2 separate regions of the Homo sapiens genome follow, and region 2 is linked to region 1. Evidence: chromatin loops called from intact Hi-C (ENCODE). Cell type or tissue: Panc1. All regions are shown on one strand. Each heading gives the region's core, and the rest is flanking DNA. Links, peaks and the distances in the headings are about the cores only.

Region 1 (15,732 bases), core at 4,094-12,093:
GGGGCCTCTGCGGTGGAGTTCTGCCTGCTCATCCTACACCCCTGCAGTGATGTCCCGGCCCTGCCTCTGTTTTTTCCCACATCTTGTTTCCAGTAACCTGCAGGTGCACCAGCCTCATTTTCCTGTTCCTCCACTGGGGAAGGCTGTGATGTCTCTGCCCTCAGCCTGTGGGGAGGGCAGGGCCCTCCAAGCAAACCCAAATCCATGCTCCCTGGGAGAAGCGTGAACCCCACAGGCCCTTTGCTCTCGCGGGGCCCTAGGGCTTCCCCAGCCCGGGCAGAACTCTGGGCTCCACCAACCCCCCTGGCTGCTCCAACCTGTTGGCCTCACTAATTGCCCAGCACAGGGCAGCTCTCTACTCGTCACCCAGCCTCCCCAGCTAATGACTCATCCTCCCATTGCCATTTGTTTGTGCTGGTTTCGGACAGACTAATGGTTTTAATGGCACATAATCATTTTTCAGAAGTCATTTGATGCCACTAATCATCTCGGTAATATGCTGCGATGGAACGCAAAATGACATTTGGAATAGGACAAATGGCAGCGTGATTCCCGGCTTTCCCAACTCTGATCTATATTTTGCCACGTCCTGGGCTGCGAATGCCACCAGATGCTGTTAATAAGCAACTGCTTTAAGGATATTTTCCCCCTTTGGTGGTTGGAAGGGACGTGAGGGCACCCATTAAAGATGGTTCCTTCTGGAAGCGCCCGTGGGCAGGTGGGAGAAGGGGAGGGGATGTGGCCCTGGGGAGCCTCCCCTCCTTGCAGGGGTAAAGGCCTGGCAGGGGTTCATTTTGCCCAGGTGGGATGTGAGTTTCCAATGAGAAGATCAGGATGAAAGAGGAGAGAGTGGGAAGCCAGAGAAGGAGTGAGAATTGCTGACCAGGGAGGCTTTCAGCCACTTCCCCAGAGCCAGAAGGTTCTTCAGAGAAATGATTGTACCTGAGAGAGGTGGAGATGGGGCTCCGAGGAGACAGGTGGGGAGGGCAGAGGCGTCTTGCAGAAACCTGCTGGCCTTCTCCTTATCTGCCAAGGCCTTGGGTCACAGGGAGGGTCAGGGTCAGTGTATGGAGCCTTCGAGGGCTTTGTGGCTGCAGTAAACTCAGGAGAGACTCGATGTGAGTAGATGGGCATGTATGACACGCGTCTTGCCTACAGAGCCTCCTCAGGCTGGGGAAACTGGACTCGAGCTGTCCCTCCATTAAAATGGGCACGCGAGGCTCTTGGAAGATCTGAAAGTCAGCCACCTGCTACCTGGAGTTTCTGAGACAGTTAGTTCCATTCAGTTGCAAAGTATAAAATCAAGGATCCCCTCCTGGTCCTGAGTCTTAGGGGCCTCCAAATTGCTGTGATCAGATTTTCTCACTGACTGACTGTCCTTATGACAAAGCTTTTAACAATGATTTAAATGTGATCACATTATACCTACTGCCCGCCAGAGACTTGGTGCTCAATAAAATGCAGCAATTACAATAAATAATAATGACAGGGCAGGCTGGACACCTCTTCGGGAGACCCGTGGACAGGGCAGAGGGCAGGGACCGTGACAGCTGCCTCACCACAGCAAACGAATCCTGGCAAGCAGCCCGTTGTCATCCTCTGGGTCCTACCCACATGAAGCGGGGGATGTCCAGAGAGGAGGGCTGAGCTCGTTCCAGCATTTTCTTCCCTGTTCCTCCCTTTTTGGGCCTCCAGGGAGGATGTGAGCATAGGAAGTCGCCAGTGGTGATTCTCCCTGGGCACTCTCAGGCCAAGGGGAGCTGGGGAGGGTTTCAGAGTCGGTGGCCAGGGGCCCAGGGGGCAGCACAGTGGAGAGGTTAGGCTGGAGATGTCAGAGGGACATGGATCTTAGCCCTGGCTCTGTCACTTAGTGAGTGTGCAACACTGGGCAATAAGCCACTCTGGGTCCCACGTGCTCATTTATAAAGGGATGTGAATGACACCTCCCTTGCAGGCTCACTGTGGAGATTAAATAAGAAATGCGAGGGAAATGCTGAGCACCAAGTAGACCCTCATGCAACATTAATTATTACAGTTGCTGCTCTGGGCAGGTCTGGTGCCCCGCTGGACTCAGAGAGCCCCTTAGCAGGGGGACAAGAAGCAAAACTGACACAGGTGAGTGAACCCGACAGGAGCTTGCAGGGACAAGGTGGGCAGTCTCCACGGGGGTCCGCAATGCCTTTTCCTCCTCCAGTGCTGCATCCCCGGGCTGTGCCCAATCCCCTGTACATATCACATCAAGATGATGCACAGAGATTCAGTTGAGAGCCATCTGTTAACAAATGGCAAAGCCCCTGGCGTCCTTGCCGACGTTTAATAATTTAGCGTAAGCTGCAGGATGAGGGCCGACTGGAGCTCTGACATCCATCTTAATAAAGTCCTTCTCCATCTCTCCTCAAGCTCAGGCCTGAGGGGCCAGGGGCTCCACCAAAACCTGCAGGTCCCCAGTCACCTCAGCCTCCCACTTGCAGGTGGGCAGAGATGCGGGGGTGGAGAAAGCAATTAATCCAGACACACACAAAGCCTGGTGCTCAGAGAGTTCCAGATGCACATGGAGCTGCCAGCAGGGACAGCTGTCCTGCAGCTTGGGCAGGAATGAAGTCAGAGTCTCCAAGAGGGTCCATTCTCACCAGGGGGTCCCGGCCACGGCATGGCCTGCCCTGCTTTCAGGCCAGAACCAGGAGGCCTCTTTTGCTAAAGTCAGAAGAGCAGCAGCAATAGCTACTTTTGATTGGCGGTTATTCCATGCCGGGCATTAGGCTGAGGTCTAAAATGATCTCATGTAATCCTCCCCCAGACCCTGAGAGAGAAGTATCCATATCCTTGTCGTATAGACAAGGAAACCGAGTCTATGAAAAGTAAAGTAACTTGTGCAGCTAACAGGTGGTAGAATGGGGGTTCGGCACTGGAACCCCAAATTCCTGCTCTTCTCCAGCTGGTAAGCTTAAGATTTTTCTCTGTTTACTAAGAAACTCAGAAAGGATTGCCTCTAGGGGTTTCTCTTTCTCTCCCTCCCTCTCCCCCTCTCTCCTTGTCTTTCTCTTTCCCTTCTTCCTTTCATTCATTCATTATTGCTCAAAAGCTGCTTATTAAACCAGGCACTTGGCTAGGAGCTGAGAACAAATACAAACTGTGCACTTTCCTGAGGAGCCTTCAGAAGCCCAGTGGACTGCTCTACCGGGGGCCTCTCAGGAGGAAATGAGCCAGAGCCTTCTCCATCCCCACCCTGAAAGCCTCTATTTAGGGATTCCCTCTTATGATCTAGGCCAAAAACGCTGGAGCCCACACCCCTAGGCAGAGCTGTGGGACAACAGCCACTGCTGCCTCTTCCCCCTGGAAATCTATACATCCAGCAAATTGTTGCTTACACTGTATCGGTCAGAGGATGACCCCAGGCGTGTGTATGGCTGATAATGGCAGGCCATGAAGTGGGTGCCATCTTCCCCAGCAGGTTGGTGAGCCTCAGGGCCATGTGCCTGGAACAGGGATGGAAAAAGCCAGGAAGTGATGCCTAGACCACTTCCTCCTCCCGACCCCTGCTACTCCCCCCACCATCCTCTCTGTGGTTTTGTGGCCCAAGTCCAAACGACAGAGACTTGGTGTTGGAGGGCAGCAAGCCTCAGGGATCGCTATATTTACTTGCAGGCAGTGGCTGGCATGTCTGTCTAGTGAAACCTGCAATTTCATTGTTTTCAGAGCACAAATGTGCTGAGAAAACACGTCTCCGATCGCCTTTCTTGCGCTTCCTGCTGCCGATTCCCCAGGGTCTTACAGAAGGCTGAGTCTTTTCTCTCCCTACACATACCAGGAGGATCACCTTATGTGGGCCACACACTCACCAAATGTGGCGTCTTCAGCCTCAGGTACAAGAAAGTCCAGTGGGCTCACCCTGCAGGGCAGGTGGAAGCACAGTCCTCGACTGTAACCCCCTCTGTGCAGGGCTGTATGTGCTTCCCCATTGCACCCAGCACTGTGCCCTGTCCTGCGAAAGGGCTCCAGGAGATGCTTGTCCAACGAATGAATGATGGAGTGGATGGCCTCTCCATGGTGCTCGTGGCTGTCCCTGGCCCATCCCTTCTTTTTCTAGCTGCATGGCCCTATTCTTACCTCCAAAATGGAGATAGAGGAGTACCTACTGGCTGGGTGTGGTGGCTCATGCCCGTAATCCCAGCACTTTGGGAGGCTGAGGCCGGCAGATCACCAGAGGCTGGGAGTTCAAGACCAGTCTGACCAACATGGTGAAACCCCGTCTCTACTAAAAATACAAAAAATTAACTGGGCATGGTGGCGCATGCCTGGCATCCCAGCTACTCAGGAGGCTGAGGCAAGAGGATCACTTGAACCTGGGAGGCGGAGGTTTCAGTGAGCCGAGATCATGCCATTGCACTCCAGCCTGGGCGACAAGAGCAAAACTCCATCTCAAAAAAAAAAAAAAAAAGGAGTACTTACCTCACAGTTTTTCCTGCAGATTAATTGAAATAATGTATGTTCAAGTACCTGGCTCAGGGTAGGTGGGTGCTCAGTGAACACCCTTGGGCCTCATCCATAGCTTGTGGTTTGTCTATACAGTGAACTTCTTTTTTTTTTGAGATGGTGTTTCACTCTTGTCACCCAGGCTGGAGTGCAATGGTGTGATCTCGGCTCACTGCAACCTCTGCCTCCCAAGTTCAAGCGATTCTCCTGCCTCAGCCTCCCGAGTAGCTGGGATTACAGGTGCCCACCACCATGCCCAGCTAATTTTTTGTATTTTTAGTAGAGAGGGGGTTTCACCATGTTGGCCAGGCTGGTCTCGAACTCCTGACCTCAAGTTATCCGCCCGCCTTGGCTTCCCAAAGTGTTGAGATTACAGGCGTGATCCACCACACCCGGCCCATACAGTGAACTTCTACTCAGCACCAAAACAGAACCAACTACTGATGCACAAAAGTGCCTGGATCCATCTTAAATGCAGGTGATTAAGTGAAAGACGCTGGAATCAAAGGGCTTCCCAGTGTATATGACATGATGGCAAAGGCCAAACTATAGGGAAAGAAAACAGATCAGTGGTGGCCAGGGGCTGGGAGTGGGAGGAGAGGTTGACCATAGAAGGTGCAAGGCAACTCTCTGGGGTGACAGAACTGTTCTGTGTCTTGCCTGTCTTGGTGGCCACACAACTGTATGCACTTGTGAAAACTCTCGGAGCCATTCCCTTTTAGAAAGCGTGAGTTTTACTGTATGGAACTTCTACTTTAATTAAAAGAAATGAAAAAATCTATGGACCTGAAACAATGAAAAATCCAAAAGAGCCTCTCTGGCCTTTGGAAGACTTCTGTGGTTGGCTGCGTCTTGATTTCTCTCATCATCTTTGGCTCAGAAGGCCACGGGCGGTGTTGGTATTTCCTGCTGATGGGAAGATGGAGTCCAGGACATGGCTTGGCTCAGATGAATACTTCTCCGGGGAAACATTGCCAAAGTGGAAAATTCACACCTGGATACCTGAGAGTTGGCTAATGAGGGCCCAGTGGTTCATGTCCGGGAAATAACTAATGGTAGCAGGATCATTGGGTTAAAAAAGCCTGCGTCCGTTAGGGAGAGGGGCAGCGTGCAGCAGAGGACACGGAGCTAATGTGGAGTGTGTGTTGGGGAGGGTGGTGAGTTCCCGGCCTGATGAATGGCTTCAGTCAAGTGGCAAACCCAAGAGCATAAAATTGCCTCCTGCAATAGGTCAGTTTCGGTTCCAGCAGGCGGCAAAGGTCCTGTTAGTGCCTCCGTCATTAAGCAATGTAGACACAGGTAATTTGCTTCACTCTTCAGATGCAAAGTTAAATGGCTCATCATTATCTTATTAATGAAATCAGAGGCTGAAAATGAAGCTGCACTAGCATTTCTCCACACCAGCACTTTCTGGAGGGGTCAGATGTTCATGGCCTCTGCGGTTGACTTCCTTGACACTTTCGCTGCCATTCGAAGAGCTCATTTGTTTGCTCTCGGTCTCCCTGGGCCTCTGGGCAGGCAGTGGCATTCGGAGCCTGGAGGCAGAAGCTCTGTTGCTGCTGAGTCAGTGAGGCTTCTTCTAAATCCCAGCCACTGGGTGGCTGCCTCGGCGCCTGGGCTGGGCTCCGGAAAGAGCCCTTTTTGCCTCATAGGACTAGTTGGTTTTGGAGGCATGAAGTTTAGGTTTGGCTAAAGAGAAGAGGGGCCACGTGTTGTGGGCGTCCTTTGCATGCTGCACACTGCTGCACAATTCACAGGTGTCATGTGAACCTTCTCATGGCAACCTTCCAACGCTGGCAGTATTCCTCTCTTGACTTGATAGCTGTGCCCGTTAGGGCTTGGAAAGGGGGTGTGCTCTGCTGCAAGTAACAACATACAGCTAGAACGGACTTAAATCATTTATTTCCTCACACAAGACTCTGGAGGCGAGTGCTCTGGGGTGGCTTCAGCAGTGTGGTGATGCCAGGGCTCTGGCCGGCCTCTTTGCAGTTTTCTCAGTCTTCCCTTTGCATTAAAAGATAGCAACAAGCCAGGTGCGGTGGCTCACACCTGTAATCCCAGCACTTTGGGAGGCTGAGGCAGGTGGATCATGAGGTCAAGAGTTTGAGACCAGCCTGGCCAAGATGGTGAAACCCCATCTCTGCTGAAAATACAAAAACTAGCCAGACATGGTGGCATGTGCCTGTAATCCCAGCTATTTGGGAGGCTGAGGCAAAGAATTGCTTGAACCTGGGAGGTGGAGGTTGCAGTGAGCCGAGATCGTGCCACTCCAGCCTGGGCGACAGAGCGAGATCCGTCTCAAAAAAAAAAAAAAAAGATGGCGGCAGCAGCCCCAAGCCTCTGTCTTCACCCATCCATGTGCACAGATAGCCAGGGGCAGCAAGGGCTGCCCCTTGCCTCCCTTCTCTCACTCTCTCCCTCGCTCTTTTAAATGAGGCAGGACAGTTCATTTCTGTAGACTTTCAACAGATTCCTTGGGTCTCATGGACCAGACTGGCCACATACTCATTCCCAGCCAAAAGGGGGCAGAGATGTGAGTCCCAGTCAAGTGGCAAACCCAAGGGCCTCTTCTTACGTCTTTTAGGGGATGAAGTTATTGGACCTTCCTTAATATTCACAGAGCATTTCCTTGCCTATATTTCTGGGCTTTACCTCCAGGTCAGATGCAATTGCCGAAGTCCTCACCGTCAGACTCACGGGGGTATCACTGAGCATGCGTGGCACTAAAGGCTGAGCCATCTCAGAGGCAGGGCTGTTGCTGAGCTTTAAGCAGCTTTGAGGAAGGAGAGGGAAGCAGATGGGACCAGTGAAAAACTCAGAAAATAAAAGGGGGGCCGGGCATGGTGGCACCTGCAATTCCAGCACTTTGGGAGGCTGAGACAGGCGGATCATGAGGTCAGGAGATCAAGACCATCCTGGCTAACATGGTGAAACCCCGTCTCTACTAAAAATACAAAAAAATTAGCTGGGCATGGTGGGACGTGCCTGTAATCTCAACTACTCAGGAGGCTGAGGCAGGAGAATCACTTGAACCTGGGAGGCAGAGGTTGCAGTGAACCAAGATTGTGCAACTACACTCCAGCCTGGACGACAGAGTAAGACTCCATCTCAAAAAAAAAAAAAAAAAAAAAAAGAAGAAGAAAGAAAGTGAATATTTACTTAGTACCTGCTCTGCCAGGCCAGATTCTTGGCACACCTCTGAGGAAAGCACTTTGGCCCCATTTACAGGTGATGAAACAGAAGCAAAGAGAAACTAAGTAACTTTCCAAAGGCTGCACAGCTGGCAAGGGGTAGAGCTGGAGGACTTGAAGCCATCTACATTAACTCCAACACCCTGGCATCCAGGCAGGCAGCGTGGCCCGATGGTCTGGTCCAGAACTAGGCATGACGGTAGTGTTGGATTCTCACTGTGCCTTAGCTCTCTGCTGAGCCAAGGCCAGCCTCAGTTTCCCCACCTGTGCAGAACTGGCCTGAGACTGTGCCTGATGTTTCCAGCTGTAACTCTTGCTGGCAAGGAGTTCTTCCCTGATACATGAGCAGACCACTTGGGGCTGTGGCTTCTCACTAGGAACCAGGTGGCTAGAATCTTTGGGTCACACGGTGCCGTGCTGCTGGCCTTGGGAATCAGGGCTGGGTACATCTACAGGGTGGGCTGCCTGTATGTGTAGAGAGGTACTGGCCAGAGCCCCAGGGAGTGTGGTCACTCAGGGGCCTTGGAGCAGTCCATTGCTGAAGGCCAGGTGATGCCCCCCATATCTGATGGAGGTCATTGGGAACCCTAGAGCCTGCCAGCAGGCTGTGACCTCTGGGACCCTCCTGGTATCACCCATTTGTCCATGGCTGGGTGCTCTTTGACTTCTGATTCCTGTTGCAGGGTCTTCTTGCTTGGTGAGCCTGGTGGTTGGCCAACAGCTCTGGCATTGTGGGACCCACACCAGCCAGGTTAGCCTCCCATCCGCTGGACATCATGGGAGTACTGAGCATCAGTTCCTCCTTAGTCTTGCAACAGGTGTGTCCTGAATGTGTGGTTATGAAACCTGCAACTATTTCCTGCATGAAAGATTCTTCCTTTTCCTCCCCTGGACTTCCCCCCATCCTTCCTCCCTGCCTCCCCTCCCCAAGAAAAGTGCGGGCAGCTTAGGGAGTGGAGGGAAGGGGTGGCTTTGTCAAACACAGTCTGGCCACATTCTACCTGGAGTAGGCCAGGCCTCTAAGAAGAACATCCAGGGCTCACACCAGTTTCTCATCCTTCTCTTTCCTCTCCCCATCTGAAAGAGAAAAGAGAGGGGACCCTAGAAATCTCAGAAGATTCCAGTCCTGCTTAGGATGATGAGCCAACAAGCCATATGACAGCTATTGTCATGTGACTCATCTCAGCCTCAGGTTTCTGTCCCACTGTGCCACCTGTGAGTCATTCCTGCGAAGCCTCCAGCTCTCCATGGAGAAGGCTTTGGGCTGCCAGCAACTCCCTCACTGAGTCATCTCGCACTGCAAGTGAGGTTTTTCATGACATCCTGCTTTCCACGCAGACTCTCGGAGGGCCCAGAGAGTGAGCTGAGTTGGGCTCATGCAGTTATTTTGGGTGGCTTGAGAGAGGGCTGAAGAGAATAATAAGAACGATAAATCACGTACAGTGGGCACTGCTCACGTGTCAGATACTGGGATTTGTACGGATAACCTCGTCTAATTGTTCTGTCTTATGAGGGAGAGTCTATTACTTAGACCATTTTAGAGATGAGGATGCTGAGACTGGGGGAGGCTAAGTAACCTGCCCAAGCTCCCACAATTAGCCAGGGTGGAGATGGGGTTTGAGCCTCCTTCCTCTGGTAACCACTGCATGGCTTTTTCCACAATACTAGTTGCCTTTTTAAAACATTTCCAACATTCAAAGCAAGCTCTCTGTTTTCAGGATGGAACGGTTCCCAGGGCGCTGGCACTTCCATTGGCAGCAGCAGAAGAACCAAAATAGGACACACCAAATGGATCTAATTTTGCCTGAACCTCGGTCTGCAAGGTTTGGGGGTACACCCTGGGGGAGGATCAGAGCTGGGTCCAGAGGGGCCTTTGCTCTCCCTCCTTGCTCCTTCTACCTTCACCCCATTTGACGAGCTGTGCCATGTCAGGGCTTGGCTCCATAGTGCTGGTTTTAAAAAGGCGCCTCACTCATAGCTATTCAGATTTCAGAAATAAATGCTCTACACCACTGATCAAAACGCCTGGAGTCAACAGAGCCGGTGACATCTTAAGAAATGCACCCGGTACTTAAGGCTTTCTTCTTAATTATACATGTTCAAATCATAGACAGATTTTCTCCTTCTGGTCCTGAATATCGGAGCTGCCAAATCCAATTGAATCATCTTCTTTTAAATGCATTTTGCAGTACGCGTTTCGCCGTTTTCCCAATTTCCATTGTAAACGAGCACCAGAATTGTGCTGAGGGCCCTTTTCTTACAGGCTGCATTATTCAACCAGCAAATGAAGAAAGGAAAGTGCTGATTGCAAAAGAATTAAAAAATGGTCCCGGGCGGCCTCTGGGTTTGGCTAGGGCTTGGGTGCAGCCAGGCCCAGGAACTATCTTTGTTAGGGGGTTTGGATCCTTTTACCCCATGCAGGGACAGAGAGAGGAAGGTGTTTCTCCTAGGAGGGCATGGCCATTCTGAATGAGCCGGCTCTGAGGCTGGCTTCCAGGGCTGGGCAGGCAGGAGAGCCGTGGATGTCTGCAGGCCTGTTGTCATTGTATCACCACTGTCGTCAGCGTACAAGCCACATACTGTAACTTCTGGGGCGTCCTGGTTCAGAAGCCTGGGGAATGTGGCTGTGGATCCCCCGGGGAATGCCTTCTGATGGGCTGTACTCACCATCAGTGCCCTTCTCCACCAGCTGTGCCCACTGGTTCCATCTCCCCTGGGGTGAGAATGGGAGGTGATGGACTCTTAGACTTAGGGTGGTGACAGTAGCTGGTGGTGGAGGAGCAAGCCAGGAACCCAATGCCTGGAAGTCTGCTGAGGTTTGTCTTCCATTTCTCGCTTTCCATTCTCTTTCTGCTCAGGCGGAACTCCATTGTCAGCACACACTGTGGTTCTTTGCCTGTGTGGTGTGGTCTGCGTTCTCCTTTCCAATCACTTTCCACTTGCTGATTTCACTAAAGGCCAAAGCCCAGTGCAGTTATCAGAGCAGAGGTCTTTGGGCCCATTTTACAGAGAAGAATGTGCCTTTGCATCAGACAGGGCTCTGGATCCCAGCTGTCCCCTTAGGCAAACCAATTAACGTCTCTATTCTGCAGGCTGCTAATCTGTAAAGTGGGGGTAGAGACGATGCAGAGATTAAATGGATTCGCCCTTGTAAGGCGCCCAGGGTAGTGCCTGGCAAAGAGTGAGTGCTCAATCAGTGTTAGCTCTTGTCACAAGCTCTTGGGACATCACACAGCGTGGTGGGGGCAGAGCTGAGGGTGGAGCCCAGCCGTCCTGCACTCAGGCAAGGCTCCTCGGCCCCGCATCCATTCACCTGCTCACATGTGCGCACCATTTCTCCTTCTGTTTCGCAGGATCATGATTTGCCATCTGGGCACAAGCTTAGGGAAGCTCTGGGAACAGCTCTACTCCCAGAAAGCTGGGTGAAAATCAACTAGACCCAGCAGGGAAGTCTCCGCGTTGATCAGTGGGGCCTTGCTGGGCTGCCCTCCCAGTCCCCACAGGTGTTCCAAGGAGGGGCCTGAACACCAGGCTCTGGAAAACCTGAGGATGATGTTGCTGGAGTTGGTGCCGGGGCTCGCTCTAGGACAGGCGTGGGCTCCTCCTCTCCACTGGTGAGTGCTGGCTCTTGCCTGCCCTGCTGCAACCTCTCGCCTCCATCCTGTTGTATGTAACCACCCTGAGGAGGCCTGGGCCCCACCCGCCGGCCAGCTCCCTGTCATAGCTGGGCCTTGGAAGCAGATGGTTTGGTGTCCTGTGTCATATCCTCCAGCTGACTTGGAATTTCAGCCCTAGCTGTGGTGGGCAGTGTCCAGGTACACTCACAAGCTCCCACGGCTGGCACCATCGCGTGCTTTCCTTTTATATTCTGGATTTTTCCTCCAGCTGCTGGGGTTGCCACCTGGAGTGCATGGCAGCCCAGAAATGCAGGGGAGCTGACATCCTTGGGGGTGGGAGGTGGTGGATGAATGTCTCAGCCTCCTGATCTTCTGGGGGGCGATTCCGAGGCCCATGCTGCCTGGTTCCCCAGCAGAACTGAGGTCAGTTGCCACAGCAGGGATGCTATTTGATGCACTCTCTGTTGGCTTCTCCTCATCCCTCACTCTTCCTGCTTCTGCACACCTGCTAATGGACATTCTACATTTTTTTTTTTTTTTTTTTTTGAGACAGAATCTCCCTCTGTCGCCCAGGCTGAAGTGCAGTGGTGTGATCTCAGCTCAATGCAACCTCTACCTCCTGGGTTCAAGCCATTTTCCTGGTGCAGCTTCCTGAGTAGCTGGGATTACAGGCTCCTGCCACCACAACAGGCTAATTTTTATATTTTCAGTAGAGAAGGGGTTTCGCCATGTTGGCCAGGCTGGTCTCGAACTCCTGACCTCAGGTGATCTGCCTGCCTCAGCCTCCCAAAGTACTGGGATGACAGGCATAAGCCACCATGCCCGGCCCATTCTATGTTGTTTAATCCACATTTTTTGTTTGCTTGATTCAAGGGCAGAGAAAAGTAAAAGCTGAGACTTTAATAAACTCGAAAAGTTACATAGTAAGTAGCAGAACCAGGAACTTAACTAGCTCTGATTTAGCTCTTTTATATTTAACCACCTCAGGGCAGCACCACTGAACTACTCTACACTTAAGGACCAGGCTGATCCTGCTGGGTCTGAACTGCTACCAAGTTGCCCCCACTGGGTCACTCTCTCCTCACCTCCCCAGCTAAGTAGATGTCAGCCAGGGCTTAGGCTTGAGACATTGGCATGAGTATCTCTTTCTCTACATTTATTATTTAAAAACACATGCACAGTTGCAGAGAGGGAGCAATCGAGCCCTGAGGTTGTGGTTTTTTCAGGGGTATGTGACTTCCATCCCTCCATCCCCCATATCACCTCATCCAGAGCCTTGCACATAGCAGGGTTCGATGTGTCTGTCAAATGATTGAACGTAGTAGTCACAGCTGATCAGAGGGCTGGGGGAGCCCTGTGAAGCACCCCCAAACCTGCCCTGAAAGCAGTGGGCAGGCTCAGCTACATAGTTGGTAGAGCCCAATTTAAAATGGGGCCGGGTGTGGTGGCTCACGCCTGTAATCCCAGGACTTTAGGAGGCCGAGGTGGGAGGATCACTTGAGGTCAGGAATTTGAGACCAGCCTGGCCAACATAGTGAAACCCTGACTCTACTAAAAAAAAATAAAAAAATTAGCTGGGCATGATGGCACACGCCTGAAGTCCCAGCTACCTGGGAGGCTAAGGCGGGAGAATCGCTTGAACCTGGGAGGCAGAGGTTGCAGTAAGCTGAGATTGGGCCACTGCATTCCAGCCTGGGCAATAGAGTGAGACTTGGTCTCAATAAAAACCAACAAACAAAACAAAACAAAAAAACAAAAATAAAAGATAAATAAAATGAAAATGTAGGGATCCTTACTCAAAAAGGAAAAAAAAAGCTTGTTCCTTTCTCTTACTGTCTTTCTCTTCTACCCATCATGATGTTTATATTTGTTGTAAGTTTCCCTCCTTCAGTATGGGGATATCTGTGGGGTGACTGCAGATGCCCACAGATGCTTGGGGCCCCACTTCACAATTTGGTCCATGGGGTACACACCTCCGCAATGACCCTCTGGCACCCCAGTTTGCCACAGGGGGATGGCAGGGCAGCAGCAGTTGCTGGAGGAGGTGGAGTTAGCAGCTGAGAATCATCCCAGGGAGGTGTGGAAACAGAGGGAGGGGCCCCCACCCAGGGGCCCCAAGCCCCCAAGAATGCTCCACTGTCCCATTGACTTCGCTTACTAATCACGAGTTCAAAGATAGATAGATAGATAGTTTTTATTTTGTTTGGTTTTTTTTTTTTTTTTTGAGACAGAGTCTCAATCTGTTGCCCAGGCTGGAGTGCAATGGCAAGATCTCGGCTCACTGCAACCTCCGCCTCCCAGGTTCATGCCATTCACCTGCCTTAGACTCCCGAGTAGCTGGGGCTACAGGCACCCGCCACCACGCCTGGCTTTTTTTTTGTTTTTGTATTTTTTAGTAGAGACGGGTTTTCACCATGTTAGCCAGGATGGTCTCGATCTCCTGACCTTGTGATCCGCCCGCCTCGGCCTCCCAAAGTGCTGGGATTACAGGCGTAAGCCACCGCGCCCGGCCTTTTTTAAAAAAATTTTTTTTTGAGGCGGAGTTTCGTTCTTGTTGCCCAGGCTGGTGTGCAGTGGCACAATCTCAGCTCACTGCAACCTCTGCCTCCCGCACTCAAGCTATTCTCCTGCCTCAGCCTCCTTAGCAGCTGGGATTACAGGCACGCGCCACCATGCCTGGCTAATTTTTGTATTTTTAGTAGAGACAGGGTTTTGCCATGTTGGCCAGGCCGGTCTCGAACTCCTGACCCCAGGTGATCTGCTCGCCTCAGCCTTTCAAAGTGCTGGGATTACAGGTGTGAGCCACCGTGCCCGGCCTTAAAGATAAAATTATCAAGTTTTAAGAAGGTGACTTCAGAGGATCAAACTCCAAGCATGGGGCCCCCTCTGACTGCAGACCCTGGGTGACACTGCATTGGTCACATGATCAGGAAGCCGGCCTGGGCAATGAGTCTTGGAGCGTGGATACTTTAGGAGGTGTGTGTGTGTGTGTGTGTGTGTGTGTCACTCTTTCTCCCTGGCTACTTGGCAGTTGGCATTTCTTTGCACACACAAGATTCCCTGGGTTACTCCCACTGGCTCAGTGCCCAGGAGATTCAGTCTTCTGGTCTATGGAGGTGCAGCTATCTCTAGGCAACACACACACATCCTCCCAGCCCCTAGCGTGGGAACTCAGGAAGGCCCCTCCCTCCCGAGCCCTGCCCAGGCCCCTGGGCTCAGAGCTGCCTGATGCTCTCTGGCATTTACACTGTGTGGGGATGGGTAGATAAAGGTGCTAATAAGAGTGCTAATTAATTGCAGCAAGCTTTATAGCGTTGCTGTTTTAATGCTGAAAGAGAAAGGCATTTACGGTTTTCTCCCTTCCGCCCGCTCTTCTGTACAGTTATTTCATCTGCCGTAGAGAATATGCAGATCACTAATAATTATTGAATCTGATCATCATTGCCTCTGAGCTCCAAGGAGCATGCACAGCACATTCTTGACTCCTGCCCTCGGTCACAGAGTTCAGGCATGGACGGGAGGCAGAGGAGGGACGATGACCCGCTTTCTCGGGGGATCAGAGAAGACTTGATGTTCCTATTCTGACCTCTTGCCTTTTACTAGAAAGAAGATCTTGCTCCTGCTTTCCTGTGCATAGCTGTATATAAGACTTCCAGGGTCGGCCAGGTGTGGTGGCTCACGCCTATAATCCCAGAACTTTGGGAGGCCGAGGTGGGTGGATCACTTGAGGCCAGGAGTTTGAGACCAGCCCGGCCAACATGATGAAACTCTGTCTCTACTAAAAATATAAAACTTAGCTGGGTGTGGTGGTACGCACCTGTAATCCCAGCTACTCGGAAGGCTGAGACAGGAGAGTTGCTTAAATTCGGGAGGCTGAGGTTGCAGTGAGCTGAGATGGCAACACTGCACTCCAGCCTGGGCTACAGAGCAAGAATCCATCTCAACCAAAAAAAGAAAAAAAATACTTCCAGGGTCACTTTGTGTATGTATTGGAGGTGGGAAATCGCCTATGAAAATATCTATTAGATCTGCTTGCATATCTAAAAGCTTATTCTAGAGAGACTCGAGTTCTGTTTCAGGTGTAGTTAATGACCAAGCCCAGGGCCCAGGTGAAGAAAATCCAGGTACACTCTTGGGGAGGAGAGAACAGGGTCAAAGGTAAGCATAGGCTGCCTTTTGATTTAGTGAGGGCCCTGCAGGAAGCAGCTGGCACATTCAAAGGCTTAACAGAAAAGTTTAGTAAGAGGATGATTTTAGAAGTCTAGGGAGGCATATTAGCCATGTCCTAGCTTCTCTACACTTAGTGCTTTAATATCAGCCCTGCACCCATAGGCTGCACATGTCTGAGCAACTGGATGATGCTCGAGTCGTTTTTTTTGTTTTTTTTGTTTTTTTTTTGAGACGGAGTCTAGCTCTGTCTCCAGGGTGGAGTGCAGTGGCACGATCTCGGC
Region 2 (15,732 bases), core at 3,329-11,328, 51 kb after region 1:
TGGGCACAGAAATCTTCTGTGTTGATTGTGATAGGAGGAGAGAGGAAAAGCAGCTTAAGTTTTTTCCACACAGACCATCATGACACGATTACTAATAATATTTATTGAGCATTTGCTGCACACCAGGCATCCACAGAAAAACCCCTAGTGTAGAGAGTAGAATGATGCTCGTTTTGCAGAAAAGGAAACTGAGGCATAGTTCAGGATCCTGACTAAGAATAGCCATTCAGTCAGTGTCGGAGCTGGGGTAGGGCTCAGCTGGCAGATTCCAGGGCCCTGAATCGTAATCTCTATGCTACATAATATCTGGAGAAAACAGATATTATGCTTTCATTGAAAATGCTACATTTATTGAGTGCTCCAGACTCACTCACTCAGAGAAGGGAACAGGAGGGCAGGGTGCCAGGTGACCTAGGATCAGAGAGGCCCTGATCTCCCCGGGATGGGGGGTGGGGGGAGTGATACCAGCAGTTGTATTAAAATGCAAATTTCTGCCTTGCTTGCTGGTTTATCATCTGACTCGTTATACAATTTGCCAGTTATAGAAGAAAAATTATCATAATATGGCCCTAGGGAATGGTTGTAAAAAGGAGACCAAACGTTACTTATCGGCCGTTCCACTACAATTATCTTCCGCGTTTGTTCTTTTTCTCTCCAGAAAAATGAAACCATCAATGCCAGCGACAGGGTGCTGACCAGGCGGAGGCAGCACGGGGGAGCACAGAGGCTGGGTGTTTACTTAGCTTCCTCCCTCTGTACTCTCTCCACCCGGCCCCTCAGCCCACCGCTCTTCTCTTCCTGGGGCAGTTCCCTCTGCTGAGCGGGCTGGATGGAGATTTTCCAAGCAGGAAGAGGAGTAGAGCCTCGGTAGATTAAGTTCAGCTGTCTCCTTCATTGTACTGGCTCAGGGCTGGCCGGGATCCTCTCTGCTAGGGGCTTGAGGTGGAGGCAGGACGGCTCAGGAGGACCCACTGAGGATCATTCTGCAGTCTCTGCAGGTGCTGGTCAGGTTCTCAGCGCTCAGGCTGCAGGTAGCTGGGCTTCCACAAGGGGGCAGGTGCTCTGCGGGGTGCACCCCTGGATCACCCGTGCCCTGGCAATAATTCATGCTCCTGAGATACCTTTCCAATCGGTATCTTCCAGCCTTCCCCTGCTCCCAGGCTCCGTGTGGGCAGGAGCTGAGTCTTCTTCAACTTGATTCTCTCTGCATCTAGTCCAGTGCTTGGAACAACATAAGCAGGAAATAAATATTGGATGAATGAATGAAAGTGTCTGTCTGCAGGCACGTGTCTGTGTATTTTCAGGTTATTCTAAAGTTGTCCTCCCCATGGGCTGCCTTCTTTTAGCTCCAGCCAAATCTTCTCCAAGCCCTGCAGCCTCCGGTGATTTATCAGGCTTCTCTACCCAGCATATTAAAACAGTCAGGGGAGCAGATAATGATGCTCTCCAGGCTGCCCTTGCATACCGTTGAGATATTTATGGTTTTTACAAACCTTGGGCTTCCCTATCATTCTTGTGCACTCCACTATGGACTGAGAACTTCCTCTGTCTTCATTCCTGGGGTACCTGCTCCTCGATTATTTATGCCACAATATGAAGGGCAAACTTTCTGTGCTTCCTCAAGTTAAATTTACAAAGGACAAATTCTAAGCAGTGCACCAGGCACTCTGTGACTATGTCTAGCAGTGAGGCCTCCAACATCCAGTGTCCTGGACTCTCTGCAAAGAGAGTCGAGGCATGGATTATTTGTTTTCTCACTTCTTTTTTTTTTGTTTTGTTTTGTTTTTTGAGACAGAGTCTTACTCTATCACCCAGGCTGGAGTTCAGTGGCATGATCTCAGCTCACTGCAACTTTCGCCTCCCAGGTTCAAGTGATTCCTCTGCCTCAGTCTCCTGAGTAGCTGGGATTACAGGTGACCATCACCACACCTGGCTAATTTTTGTATTTTTAGTAGAGATGGGGTTTTGCCATGTTGACCAGGCTTGTCTCGAACTCCTGAGCTCAGGTGATCCACCCGCCTCAGCCTCCCAAAGTGCTGGGATTACAGGCGTGAGCCACCATGCCTGGCTGCTTTCATGCAACTTCTTAGCTCAAGCTGGAGGAGCCAAATGCTGGAATCTGGGGGTTAGATGGCTTAGAACACACATTTCTAGTTTGATTTCTGGCTGTCCACCCCCATTAGAAGCTAAAAATGTGAGTATTCACATTCTCGGGTGGCAGGCGATCTAGAAGCCTCGTAGAGAAAGCAGTGCCTTGTTTGTACCTCTAAGCCTTTTGTCTGAGGGAACAGGCATCTCCCCATGGCCAGAAGGTTTTTCCAAGAGGAAGATGAGAATGTGGAGTAAGTGGATGCATGCCATCCAGTGACCATCTCACAGGTGCTTGGAGCCAGGGTCAGCAAACACAGCCCACCAGCCAAAGCCAGCTCGCCATCTTGTTTTTATAGCCTGCGTGATAAGAATAATTTTTTTTTTTACTTTTTCAAATGGTTGAAAAGCCATCAAAAGAGTATTATTCTATGACATGTGAAAATGATATCAAATTCATATTTCAGTGTCCATAAATAAAGTTTTATTGGAACACAGCCACGCTCATTCATGTACATATTGTTGAGGGCTGCTTTGGCATTACCACAGCACAGCTGAGAAGCTGTGACAAAGATGGTGGGCCTGCAGAGCCTGTACAATTTACCATCTGGTCCTTTACAGAAAACATTTGCTGACCCCTGCTTTGGAGACAAAATCACCCCTCTGCCCTCACCCCATCTCCTGGTGTGTCACCTGAACAAGCTGAACATCATGGGAAATTTTCTTGCCTCTTAGGTAGATTTTCTCCTACCTAAACTTATGCTTTTCAAAATGAAGAGAAAGAGAGATATTGAAGGATGAAGCTGGGAAGTAGTAATTCTTGGAATATCATATTTCTTGTGACCTGGCTCAAGTCATCTTAATTTCTCTCTGGGCCTCATCCTTCTCCCCCTGAAAAATAGGGCTGCTGGGAGTGAGGGGCGAGCCAGACGCACGGCCTTGTCAGTGTTCATCTTGGAGCCAGACGTCTGAGGACTGGCCTTACTTAAAGTGCTTCATCTGTGCCTGCCTTGGGTGTCCTTGTCCTAGTCAGACATGTCCCGATTTTTGTTTTTGAAGATATATATCATAACAACATGCATATGTTTTTAAATATCCCATTGAAAGACATTTATGGCCAGGCGTGATGGCTCACGCCTATAATCCCAGCACTTTGGGAGGCTGAGGTGGGTGGATCATGAGGTCAGGAGTTCAAGACCAGCCTGGCCAACATGGTGAAACCTCACCTCTCCTAAAAATACAAAAATTAGCCAGGTGTGGTGGTGGGTGCCTGTAATCACAGCTACTTGGGAGGCTGAGGCGGGTGGATCACGAGGTCAGGGGTTCAAAACCAGCCTGGCCAACATGGTGAAACCTCGTCTCTACTAAAAATACCAAAAAATTAGCCGAGCATGGTGGTGGGTGTCTGTAGTCCCAGCTACTTGGGAGGCTGAGGCAGGAGAATTGCTTGAACCCGAGAGGCGGAGGTTGCAGTGAGTCGAGATCGCGCCGCTACACTCCAGCCTGGGCGACAGAGCAAGACTCTGTCTAAACAACAACAACAACAACAAAACAACAACAACAACATTTATTTAGCACCTACCATGGGCGAACGTTGCACTGTACACTAAGGCGATGCGGGGAAATCAGTGATACAAAGGCCCTGTGCTCAGAGAGCTTTAACACGCGCGATGCTATTATGTGCACACTCGTCACAGGACAAAGACTCAGATGGCTGAACACCCATTGCAGTGTGCCCACCACTTTGCGTTCACAATTCTCACATCCACCCCCTGCAGGAAGACAAAATTAGCTCCCTTTACAGAAGAGGGAACCAAGGCTCAGTACCCAAGCTTCCCTCATCTAGTGGGTGGTCTCCAGATCTGTTGGGTCCAAAGCCCAAGTCTGTCCCACTGCTGATAAGAGTGCACAGCTTCTGCCTCCGAAAAAGAAAGATGGCGCTGCTGTTGCTCCCTAGACTCAGCTCCGCGGAAGGGGAAAAGGAAGGGTGAGCTGGTTTATTCTGGGGAAATCTCCCCATTCATTCTTAGGGTCCACTCAAGAAAGAAATTTTCTATACTCTCTGGTCCCCAGGGAGCTCTGCTTCACTTCCAGATGAGCAGCTGAGACCAAAGAAACACCAGGAAATGTACTTATTTCATTCCACCTTGAATTACTCCCCGGCACGTCTGGCTTATAAAATCCTTGGCTGCAGGGATAGTCTCTCAGTCACCCTTAGATCTCCCAAACACGCCAGGTGCGGTGGCTCATCCCAGCACTTTGGGAGGCTGAGGCGGGCGGATCACCTGAGGTCAGGAGTTTGAGACCAGCCTGGCCAACATGACGAAACCCCGTCTCTACTAAAAATATAAAAATTAGCCAGGCGTGGTGGCGCATACCTATAATCCCAGCTACTAGGGAGGCTGAGGCAGGAGAATCACTTGAACCCAGGAGGCAGAGGTTGTAGTGAGCTGAGATCGTGCCACTGTACTCCAGTCTGGGCTACAGAGCGAGACTCCATCTAAAAAAAGAAAAAAATCCTAAACAAATATTAAATACTTACTGTATGCCAGGCCTTATGCTAGCTGTGGGACACAGTGCTTTGTATATGGTAAGTGTTCACAGAATGCTTATTATGTAAATGAGTCTCTGCTGATTAAGTTCACATGAATGCCAGACTTTTTCTAGGAGCTTCCAGGAGATACTGGAGTCCTTGAAAAAAGAGGGAGGACACGGATATTCAGGGAATCTGTATTTCTCTCTTCACCTATTCCATCCTGCATCTCTGCTCTGAAAGGGATGTTCTCTCCATCGCTGGGTGGGGCCAGCAAGTTCATTCTCGGAGTTGCTGCTGCTTCCAAAGGCCATTTCTGAAAAGCCACAAAGGAGGTGAGGTTTCTCCTCCAGTCTCTTTCTCTTGATTTTTTAGCCTGTCCTGGAATCTCACTTTCACTGTAACCTCATTACCATTTTCAGTCCTCATGGACTCTTATTTTTTTTTATTTTTATTATTATTTTTTTTGAGATGGAGTCTCGCTCTGTCGCCCAGGCTGGAGTGCAGTGGCACAATCTCAGCTCACTGCAAGCTCCGCCTCCTGGGGTCATGCCATTCTCCTGCCTCAGCCTCCTGAGTAGCTGGGACTACAGGTGACTGCTGCTATGCCCAGCTAATTTGCTGTATTTTTAGTAGAGACGGGGTTTCACCGTGTTAGCCAGGATGGTCTCGATCTCCTGACCTCATGATACACCCACCTCGGCCTCCCAAAATTCTGGGATTACAGGCGTGAGCCACCGCACCCGGCCTATGGACTATTTTTAAGAGTCAAAAATCAAATGATCCCAAATAACAAAGACTTCAAGTATTACTAGGAGAGGATCCACCATTTCCCTTCATGCTCTGGCAATAGAGGAGGCATGGTGTGTCCAGAGAGAAGTCAGGCTTCCTTCCCCTCCAGCCTCTGAGAGCCTCCTTCCATGCTGGGTCTATTGGTAAAGTCTTCAGGCTGGCTGTCCCTCCTGAACCCTCTAGGTCATGCATGGACACTTGGTTGCTGAACATTTTGTCAAAACAGTACTCAGTGTCAGGGGAACCCAAAGGAAAGAAAAATGGCTGCCGGAGCCAGGTGACCCAGCTTGCAGCCGACGGTTTGCTCTCTGAAGCTCTTGGGCCCTCTTCCATCTTCCTCCCAGCATGATCCAGGTAGTGACATCACCTTGGCATCTGCCATCAGGAGTCCAAACCTGCCATCAGGAGTCCAAACCAGGGAAGGTCCAAGAGGTGAAGGCCAGAGGCTCATCTCTGTATTCCAACGTCCAGTCTGAGGTCACACTGCCACCTTGGACAATTGACAATGGGTGGCCGTGGTACTCCATGCAGAGAGGTGGGCTTCATACCTGTGGATCCACCAGGACAGCATCTCAGAACACCCTCAAGTCAACCCAACATCCATCCAAGAGATGGCCACAAATGCTAAGTGGCCATTTTGTAACTATGACTTGTCTCAAGAGTCTGGGGTGGTGGACAGAGCTCCAAAGAGAAAACACCTCCTTAACTTTCAAAGACGGTACCCTGCCACCTCTGTCCCCAGGATGTCTCTGTCTCCTCCTCTTTTCAGCTCACACAATTGTCAAAGTGCAGCTTGCTCCCCAGACACTGTCCTACTACTTTACAGGCAAACCCTGCCTTGCCGAACCTGAGAAGGGGGCAAAGTGTTTGCGGGTCCCAAGGTTACTCCCCAAAGGCTCTTAAGAACATTAAGAGAGTGTGTGAAATCATGAGCACGAAATTTTCACAGCTGCACCCACACCCTGTGTTCTCATCCCTCCCGGGTTCCATCCACTTATTTTTCTTGACCTCAGTGGGGTAGACTGAGTCACCCCATACTAGTCTTTGGGATTCATGACAATCTGCACCTGTGGATCTGGAAGGGTCTAAGTGCATGTTACAAGCAGGCAAGAAAGACCAAAGAAGAGAAGAGAATGCTGGGTCCCTCATTCTCAGCACTCCTGACACCTGGGGCCCACCCATTCTCTGTGGTGGGGGCAGGGGGCAACCTGTGAACGGTAGGATGCTGCATCCCAGAGCAGCATCCCTGGCCTGTACCCACCAGATGCCAGTAGCATCCACCCCCCAGTTGTGACAACCAAAAATGTCTCCAGACATTGCCAAATGTCGTCTGGGGGACAATGTCACCCCTGGTTGAGAACTGATGAAAAGAAGAACAAAAATGCTTAGAGGGCTTCATTTATTTAGAATTCATGACTGTGCCACGGAAGCTTCCTGCTGGCCCCCAGCCCTTGACCTTGGGCTGTTCCTTTTACATCGGTCTCTTAGCCCTGCTCACCTATACCCTACACACACAAACACACGCGCACACACACACACACACACACCCCTCCCCAGGCAGGCTTCATGTCCCCATTTCACCAAACTCCCAAAGGAAAGCTCTCTTGGCATAAGCTCTGGAAAGTGCGGTGGGGAATGCTGATGAAGGAATCAACAGGGTGGAGGGTGAAAGGGCCTGTCGTGGAGGGGCGAGCAGGCTGGCCGGGGGCCGTGATGGCCAAAACTGTAGGATGTCCTAGTTCTGAGAGAGGTGGGATGACTGAATAGGACACAGGAGGTAGCTGCGTTTGTTGGAACTTAAAATTGAAGCCATTATCTTCTTCGACCCTCTGACAAATCGACTATTTGATTAACTGTGAATCTCTTTGCCTTTTAAATGTTTGACTTTATAAACGGTTGACTCCGGGTTAATGCATGCCGTTGTCTTTCTTTCCTTCCTGGGTTGGCCTTCTCCTGGCCAGGGGTGTGGACAGCCGGAACCTTGCCCTCTGAAGGGCTAAAACGCAAGTGGAAAAGGCAAGGGGGCCCTTACAGGCTGTTCTGTTGGGTGAGAAAAGGCTCATAATATCATGTTAATTAAAAAGAGAAGGACTCAAAAGTGCATATAGTATAATCCTAACTGTGCTTTATAATGTAGACACATAGATGTTCGTGCGCGTACACACACGCACACACACACACATGCGCACACGAAAAGTCTCAAGGAGAATACACCAAAACGTTAACAGTATTTACCTCTAGCAGTGGATAAGCCGATTTTAGTATTGTTCCTTATACTACTACGCATGCTTCAGGTATTCTACAATCACTATGTATTAACTTTATAGCTTGAAAATAAAAACCATATTAAATGTTTTTTGTGTGTGTGTGTGAGAGACAGGGTCTCGCTTTGCTGCCCAGGCTGGAGTTTAGTGGTTCAGTCATCGCCCATTGCAGCCTCAACCTCCTGGGCTCAAGCGGTACCCCCACCTCAGCCTTCCAAAGTGCCGGGATTACAGGCATGAGCCACCACACCCAGCCTAAATGCTCTTTATTTTGTGTTATCATTATTATTATTACTATTATTATTATTATTTAGTGCCTGCAGAGGCTAAGAGGAATATTCATGTCTTTTCTGGAAGGGAATAATGACACTAAGACAGCTGACCCTGGGATGGGGTGAGGCAAAGGCAAGTCACATTGTTTGGGGTTCCTGTTCCTGCAACCCCCCAGAAATGAGAGGGTGCACATCTTGGGTGATGTCTGATGTGTGTCCATAGCCTCTGCTCATCTTTGGGGGCATCTGGAAGCCCAGAGCTCAGTACCCAGGGGCTGGAGTAAAGTTAGCCCCCTGCAAAGCTGCAGTCACTCCACCAGGGTCTCTGCCACTCCTGTGGCCAGCTGCAGGGGAGAGACCCAGCTGCTGGGAGGAGGAGCCCCACACCCATTACAGACAAATAGCACAAGATCAAGGGAGGGTAATGGCCCAATTTCACTGTTGAGAATGCAGTCCTGACGGCAGGGCGTGGCCTGGTAAACACTCCACAGTTGATTTGCAAGTCAGATTCCTAGGGCACCTCTGAGTCCTCCGGGTTCTAAAGTGAGTCCACCACTTCCTGCCAGGAGTGTTGGAAGAAGGTGGTCTCGGAGGGGCCAGCGAAGAGAGTTGGGCACTTGTCCACCCAAGTCCCTTGTGGTTGGCACTGGGCCCACCTGTTGGGGGAATAAGGTCAGAACGTTGTCCCTTGGCCACTGTGCAGCATCTCAATGAGTCAGATGTGGGGTGGGGTGGGGTGCGCTCCCACCTCCCACCCCTGTTGCTCCCCTGGTCCCAGGGCCCCTGCTGGCAACTATTAATATTAAGAGATGCCAGAATACAGTCCATATCTTCATACCCTGCTTAGGCCACTAACATTAGATCTGTGTAATTTGGGGTCCTTCCCAGGCCTTGGGCAGCCTCTTCTGGGGTCTCTGAGAACCTTCCAGAGCAGCAGGTTGCCCTCCTTCAAGGGATGGTTCCTGGGGCCTCGCCATCCTGCTGGTGGCTAATTCTGAAGCATGTGTGGTGGTGACCAGGCTATAGGAGGTGCCCAGGGGGCAGGTGGGGAGGTCAGGAGGAGGCCCGGCCAGGGGCTCTCTGCCCTCCATGCCGCACCCCCTAACGAGCATTCTTGCTGCCTACGTATTTTCTAATTCTACTTAGATTGTTTATATATATATTTTTTCTTAAAATAATTGAAAAAATACCCAACCAGAATATGTCTCAGTTCAAATCAACAAACATTTCTGGAGAAGCCACCACATATTATAAACATGCTGAGCACTGGGTGGGAATACGGGGAAGGTCTGAGATAGCAGAAGACAAAGGTCTCTGGCCTCTAGGAGCTTCCAGTTTTCAGGCTTAAGGAGCTACAGAAGTGTCCACATGTAGAGGGAGCAATTCAACTGGGAAAATCTGGGAGGGCTTCCTGATGGAAGTGTCATCTCAAAGCACAAGTAAGGTTTCCATAGTCCTGGAAGCAAGCGAAGGGAGGGGTGGTTGCATTCCATGCACAATCCCAGCAGCATGGAAGCTCAGCCTGTTCACCCGCGGCGCTGGAAGGGGAGCGCTCAGAGGATTCTCTAGGGCTGGTCCCAACTCCTGCCAGCGGGCTTGGGGCCCCACAGCCAGTGTCCCTCCCACCCAGATATCCCAGCCCCAACAGCAGCATTCCCATTTCACTTCCCTCCTGGGAAATGGTTACTGACCCTGAGCTCACCAGCCTTCCCCAGTCAGGTGTTCCATGTACAGTCAACTCCATTAATTTGGAAATTGTGATGATTTCATTGGAGCGAGGACGATGTTTGGCTTTGCATTAAAACTCTGGCTTATAAGCAAATTATTTCAGTAAATAAAATTTCAAGGCCAGCTGCTTGTCCTGCTCCAGCAAGCCCTTGATTCAGGCAAGGGCACTCCAGAGGGAGGACAGTGACGGACAAGAAGGAAGGCGCTGGGCTGGGCGTCTTCTTGTAGCTGGCCTGCCCTGGCGAAGCCGGGACCTTGTGGAGCAAACCTTGCCTCATCTGGAAAGTGTCAGCGGGTCCCAGAAGCGCGATCCCTGCCTGGGCTTCCTGGGAGTGTGTGTGGGTTGCTGGGGTAGGTCTAGCCACACCTCACTGACCCGCCTCCCATGCTTACACGTGGACATGAGAGAGGCCCCGTCTGCGTGTCTGTGTGCCTGTCTATCCCCACTCACAGTCAAGAGCTTTAGCGCCGACACCTGCTTTGGAATCCTGACTCCACTACTTACTAGCTGGTTGACCTTGGGCAGGAAATTTTCCCTTTCACCCATTTCTAAATCTGAGTGTTTACTAACTTCCAGCCACTGGGCTTCTCCAATAGAAGGTTATTAGTATTTCCACTTTGCAGATGAGGAAAACTGAGGTAGGGAGAAAGAGCGAGCAAGCAAGAGACAGACACACACACACACACAGAGCGAGTGAGCGAGCGCCAAGTGGTTTGCCTAAGATCACACAGCTGGTAAGGTGCCCGAGGGCCCTTTATCTTACAAGGGTGCTGCGAGAGTCAAGTGAGTAGCAGAGGTAAAGCTCCCGCATCTGGCACATAATGAGTGCTGGATAAATGGTCGTTATCATTGATATTCTATTGTCTCTACTCCCTGCCCCACCCCAGCAGAGCCTCCGTGGAGAGTGGGAGCGCAGGGCCATCTGTCCGTCCTGGGAGGCTGCACAGGTGAGGCTGGAGCCCAAGGACCAGGGCGGTGGAGAGGAAGGTTTTCTCCCTCCCAGCAGTGCTCTGATTGGAGCCCATTTACATCTTAAAACCCAACTTAGAAAACCACAATCCATCAGCCAGTGATGGTGTAAATTGCTTTGCTAAATATATTTCTGGGTACATGGTAAGTAAAAATATCATGAATTTAATAAGCCTTGGAATTCACATTTTTCCAATCCTAATTAAGTTTCTCCTCTGCTTTGGACGTGCTCCTCTCTTCGGTAAGATTGGGAAGGGAAGGCGTCTGTGCAAGGGCTGGGTCCAGCCTAGGTGCTTTACATCCGCTGACGTATTGCCTCCTTTCAGGGGCCCCGTGCAGCTGCAGTCACTATACTCATTTCATGGAGGCCAGACTGAGTCTCAGGGAGGTTCCCTGTTCTCTCCACAGTCATAGCCAAGAGCCAGGATTTAAACCCAGTTCTGGTCACCTCCTTCTACAGTCCCCACCCCCAACACTGGGTCAGTGAAGTGGTCCTTCTGGCCCCAGGATCTGGGCATAGCTTGGCTCACCTCCTGGGGGTATCCAGTGCCACGGGTCCCCTTTAGAGCTGTGTGCATGCCACATTTTCACTCGTGAGTTCCCACATCCCTAGGGATGAACCATGAACACACAAACACCAGCTGTGGGTGCCTTTGGCAGCGGCAGCATCTCTGCTCAGAACGGCCGCCACGGGTGTGTGTTCACTGTTGTGATGGCTAATTTGCTGTCAACTCGGCTGTGCCCAAATAGTTGGCCAAACATTACCCTGGATGTTGCTGTGCAGGTGTTTTTTGGATGAGATGACGTTGACAGTGATGGACTCTGAGCAAAGCAGATGGGCCTCCATGGTGTGGTGGGCCTCACCCAATCAGTGGAAGGTCTGCACAGAACAAAGCCTGACGTCCCCCGAGAAAGAGGGAGTTCTGCCAGCAACGGCCTTCGGACTCAACTGCATCTCTTCCTCCCTTTTCCATCCTGCCAGCCCACCCTGCAGATTTTGGATTTGCTGCCCTCATCAATCGAGTGAGCCAATCCCTTGAACTAAATATCTCTCTAGACCTAGATATGCACATCCCGTTGGCTCTGTTTCCCTGGAGAACCCCAATCAAATGCAGCCACGTTGCAGCCCTGTGCCAGGCCTTCTGCCAGCACGGACTCCTCGCAAACTCTGGAAAGCGGGAGCTGTCATCGGTCTTTTACAAATGAGTAACGGGAGCTCAGAGAGCATGAGTGGCTTGCCTTCTGTCCTGGCCGAGGAGCTGAGAGCCTTGAATTAATCAGAGCAGAGTTTGAATTCCCAGTCCTGATGTGTGACCACCGTGGTAGGCTTCTGTTTCCTCAATCACAGAGTGGGGAAAACACCTTCCCCACAGGGCCGTTCCAAAGGTTTAACTGGGTGAAGTCGGCAAAGCACTCGGCAAGTGGAAGCTGTTAGGAGTGGGGGGCAGAGTCAGGTTTTAACACAGGTGCACCAGCTGCTACAGCCATCTAGCTGGGTTTGTGGCCTCCGAGGGTCCCCCTCTGAGCACCATAGGGTTTTCTGGCCTCTGTCTTTGTGTTCAGGCCAGGACGGGCTCCTCCAGGATGCCGCAGGGCTGGTGCCTGGGCTCCTTTCTCATTTCCTGGGAGGCCCCAACATAGAGCAGCTGGGCGGCAGGGCAGGCCCTGTCTGCGGGAGGGGTGGCCTTCCATCCTCTGTTGCTGAGTCTGCGGTGGCACCACTGTGTAACTGTCCACAGAACATTAGTTGCACATTACAGGGTTATCTTCCATAGCTTGATGTATTCCCGAGATGGGTGGGATTCCGGAGAGCTGCGTGCAGGACCCCGAGGGAAGGAGCAAGGCAGGAAGCCTCAGCAGTCCCTTCCTTTGCTGGGCCTTAGGCTGCTGCACAGATGTTCTGAGTCACCTTAGGGAGGGTCCTCAAAGCACTGGGTAAGACCCGTCCACCTCAGTTCTCCCCCAAGACCCCCCACCTCTATTAGGTTGGATGGGGTGCAGGAAACCAGGCCAGGGCAAACCAGGCCAGGGCTCAAAGACAGCCCTGTTTGCTTTCCAGCAGCCGAGGGCCCTGTGCTAACTACTTTTCCCCTTGGGTCCAGTCTTTAGGATCTGACCTAGCTCTGCTTAAATCCTTCCAACTTTCCATTGCTCCTAAGACAAACCTCACGTCTTCAGCACAGCCTCCAAGCTATGCACAAGCTGTCACCTGCCCAGGACTCCGCCCCTCTCTCCTCTCACTCCAGGTTCCATCCCTTCCCTCCCTTCCTCCAGCAACCCAAGTGCCTCTTGCTACAGGCCCCGCCTGGTCTTTTCCATGAGGTGCCATCAGCCCCATTTCTGGAAGAAGTAAGTGTCCCTGTCACACGCTCCTGCTGCCCCCCTCTGCATCCCGGCCCTGACAGCAAGGCTGCAGGTAGCTGTCCCAGAAGGAGAGGGAAAGGGCTCAGCGCACCCATCTTACGTTTGGAAAACTGCCACCTGCTTCCACCCCACAGGGCTCAGGGAGCTGCTTCAGAGCCGGGTAAGGGTGTGAGCTGCAGAGCCAACTACTGGCACTTTCTGTGTGATCTTGAGCAAGCCACATCACCTCCCTTTGCCTCAGTTTACTCATCTCTAAAATGAAGATATTGGGCCGGATACAGTGGCTCACATCTGTAATCTCAGCACTTTGGGAGGCCTAGGTGGGCAGAGGTGGCCATGGCTGTTCGGGGTTTTGGGGTGGGGTGGGGGTCCTGTTCTTTGTACCTTGAGCTCAGGAGTTTGAGACCAACCTGGACAACATGGTAAAACCCCGTCTCTACCTAAAAAAAAAAAAAAAAAAAAAAAAAAAAAAAATTAGCTGGGCATGGTGGCAGGCACCTGTAGTCCCAGCTATTTGGGAGGCTGAGGCAGGAGAATCGCTTGAACCTGGGAGGTGGAGGTTGCAGTGAGCTGAGATCACACCACTACACTCCAGTCTGGGTGACAGAGTGAGACCCTGTCTCAAAATAAAATAAAATAAATTGAAGATATCAATAGTACTGGTATCACAGGTTGTGGTGAGGATTAAATGAGTCAGTGAGAGAGCCTGGAAAATGGGTACGGAACCTATTATTATTATTATTATTATTATTATTATTATTATTATTATCATCATCATCATCATCATCATCATCATCATCATCATCTCCCTTGCCCCAAGTCAACCAAAGGCTGGAGGAAGCTGGCCTTGCTGAAGTGTGGTTTCTGAAGGAAGGCTGTTCTCTCCCTTTCTATGGAAGAAGGAAAGGGGGACTTTCTCTCCCACATTATGGCAGCTCCCCGCTAGGCCAGCAGCGTAGCCAACAGACTGCCTAGCTATGCAGGCTGAGGACGGGAATAACTAGGGCAGCTGCGTCCAGGGAACGGTGGCCAGGATGTCACCTGCTCTCCCACCTGGCGGGCAGAGTTGTGTGCCCCTGCCTTGCATGGAGTGAACCCCATGGGAGGGAGCTGAGATGCAACCATCGTGCAGGTGCCCCACCCAGGAAGGTCCCTGGCTGGGTGAGAGGCAAGGGGCTGGAAGCGGTGGGGGCGGGGATGAAGTTGGCAGGAGCTGGACCTCCCAGATCAAGGAATGGTGCTGTGGGGGCCCCTTCAGGGTCCATGTGACCCCCATCCTCACAGTGGGACCAGGGACGGACGTTCAGACTTAGAGAGGCCACCAGCCAGAGCCTCCTGAGGTCTCCCCAGCCCCTCATGGCTGGGGGAGCCAGACAGGCAGGGAGGCAGTGGCTGGAGAGTACAAAGAGCAGGACCCCCACCCCGCCCCAAAACCCCCAACAGCCATGGCCAGGCCTGGCCTGCTGAGGATGGTGATGGGAAGGGAGGAGTGGAGCTTTGAACTTTGCAAAGACAGAAATTTTAAAACAAACTGGACCAAATACAGGGGTGAGATGGCGCTAACAGCTGGGCACAGCTGAAATGTATATAATTTGACCAGATGTCTTTAAGAGAGCAGGCAGGGGAGGCTTGACGGAATGTAGTTAGGGGGAGTTACAGGGACACATAAAACCACTTCCTATTTGCTCTAACAAACCAGAACTCCTCAGTGCATGGGTTCAGTGGATTTATTTGTCTAGTATCTGTCTTCTTATGTGAGTCGATCTGGGCTTTCCCTGGTGGAGGTGCTCGCATCCCATTGGGCACATAGTAGGCCTTTAATAAACGTGAGGTGGATGGATTAGGGAGTGGGTGGGCTTTGCTTTTCTAACCCTGGAGTCCAGGGAAGAGGAATTCTTTGCAATTGCCAGTCACCCTGAGAGTGGAGATCTCTCTGCCTCCCACCTGCCTGTGGCTAAACCTGGCCCTGTGTTTCATTCCTGGTTCCAGGTTGGAGCAGAGGGTGGGGAGGGTGAGGTGGGGGGAGGTGGGGAGGGTGAGAGGTGGGGGGAGGTGGGGAGGGTGAGAGGTGGGGGAGGGTGAGAGGTGGAAGAGAATCCTGGCGTGTGTTTCTGACACTCAAATATCTGCTCCTGGTGTTCTTTATTATTTATTTATTTTGAGACAGGGTTTTGCTCTGTTGCCCAGGCTGGAGTGCAGTAGTGCGATCTCGGCTGACTGCAACCTCCACCTCCTGGCTTCAAGCAATTCTCCTGCCTCAGCCTTCTGAGTAGCTAGGATTATAGGTGCCCGCCACCAAGCCTGGCTAATTTTTGTATTTTTAGTAGACGCAAGGTTTCACCATATTGGCCAGGCTGGTCTCGAACTCCTGACCTCAAGTGATCCACCTGCCTCAGCCTCCCTAAGTGCTGGGATTATAGGCATGAGCCAACACGCCTGGCCTCCTGGTGTTCTTTAAACTTGAGATTTTACTCAAAGTAAAAGGTGAAATAAGCATGCCATTGACAATGGCAAAACAGAGAGAGATGGAGCCACCTCTATCTTTCAGCCCGGTGGGAGCTGCATTGCAGGGGGCATGGAGGGGGATCGCTGGCTACACTGGAGGAAGGGTGCTGGCCCCAGCCGCATGCAGATCCAGGGCCCTGCGAGGAGCCAGCTCTGGATAAAATGTACCATATGTGTCTCTGGGGTGGGGGACAGAGCACATGACACTTTCCCCCA

The links. A loop is a pair of places that touch in the nucleus more often than their neighbours do. Peaks named below come from ENCODE experiments on the same cell type or tissue, not always from the same donor. Only the 100,000 strongest peaks of a DNase experiment are listed, where the experiment ranks them.
Region 2: a loop joins it to region 1, with 8 times the contacts of the local background. A loop is called at or near these places in 2 of 110 quality-filtered maps.

Annotation. Positions count from the first base shown.
Region 1 is chr17:74,036,125-74,051,856 of GRCh38, reverse strand. No RefSeq gene overlaps it. Among named protein-coding and RNA genes, the nearest start is that of LINC02074, 69 kb to the left of the region's middle. RefSeq lists an enhancer at 10,192-10,692. In Panc1, for the core only: no CTCF peak of the experiment used is centred there; a DNase peak (open chromatin) is centred at 8,886.
Region 2 is chr17:73,984,121-73,999,852 of GRCh38, reverse strand. No RefSeq gene overlaps it. Among named protein-coding and RNA genes, the nearest start is that of LINC02074, 120 kb to the left of the region's middle. RefSeq lists an enhancer at 11,814-12,653. In Panc1, for the core only: no CTCF peak of the experiment used is centred there; no DNase peak of the experiment used is centred there; H3K27me3 peaks cover 356 bases.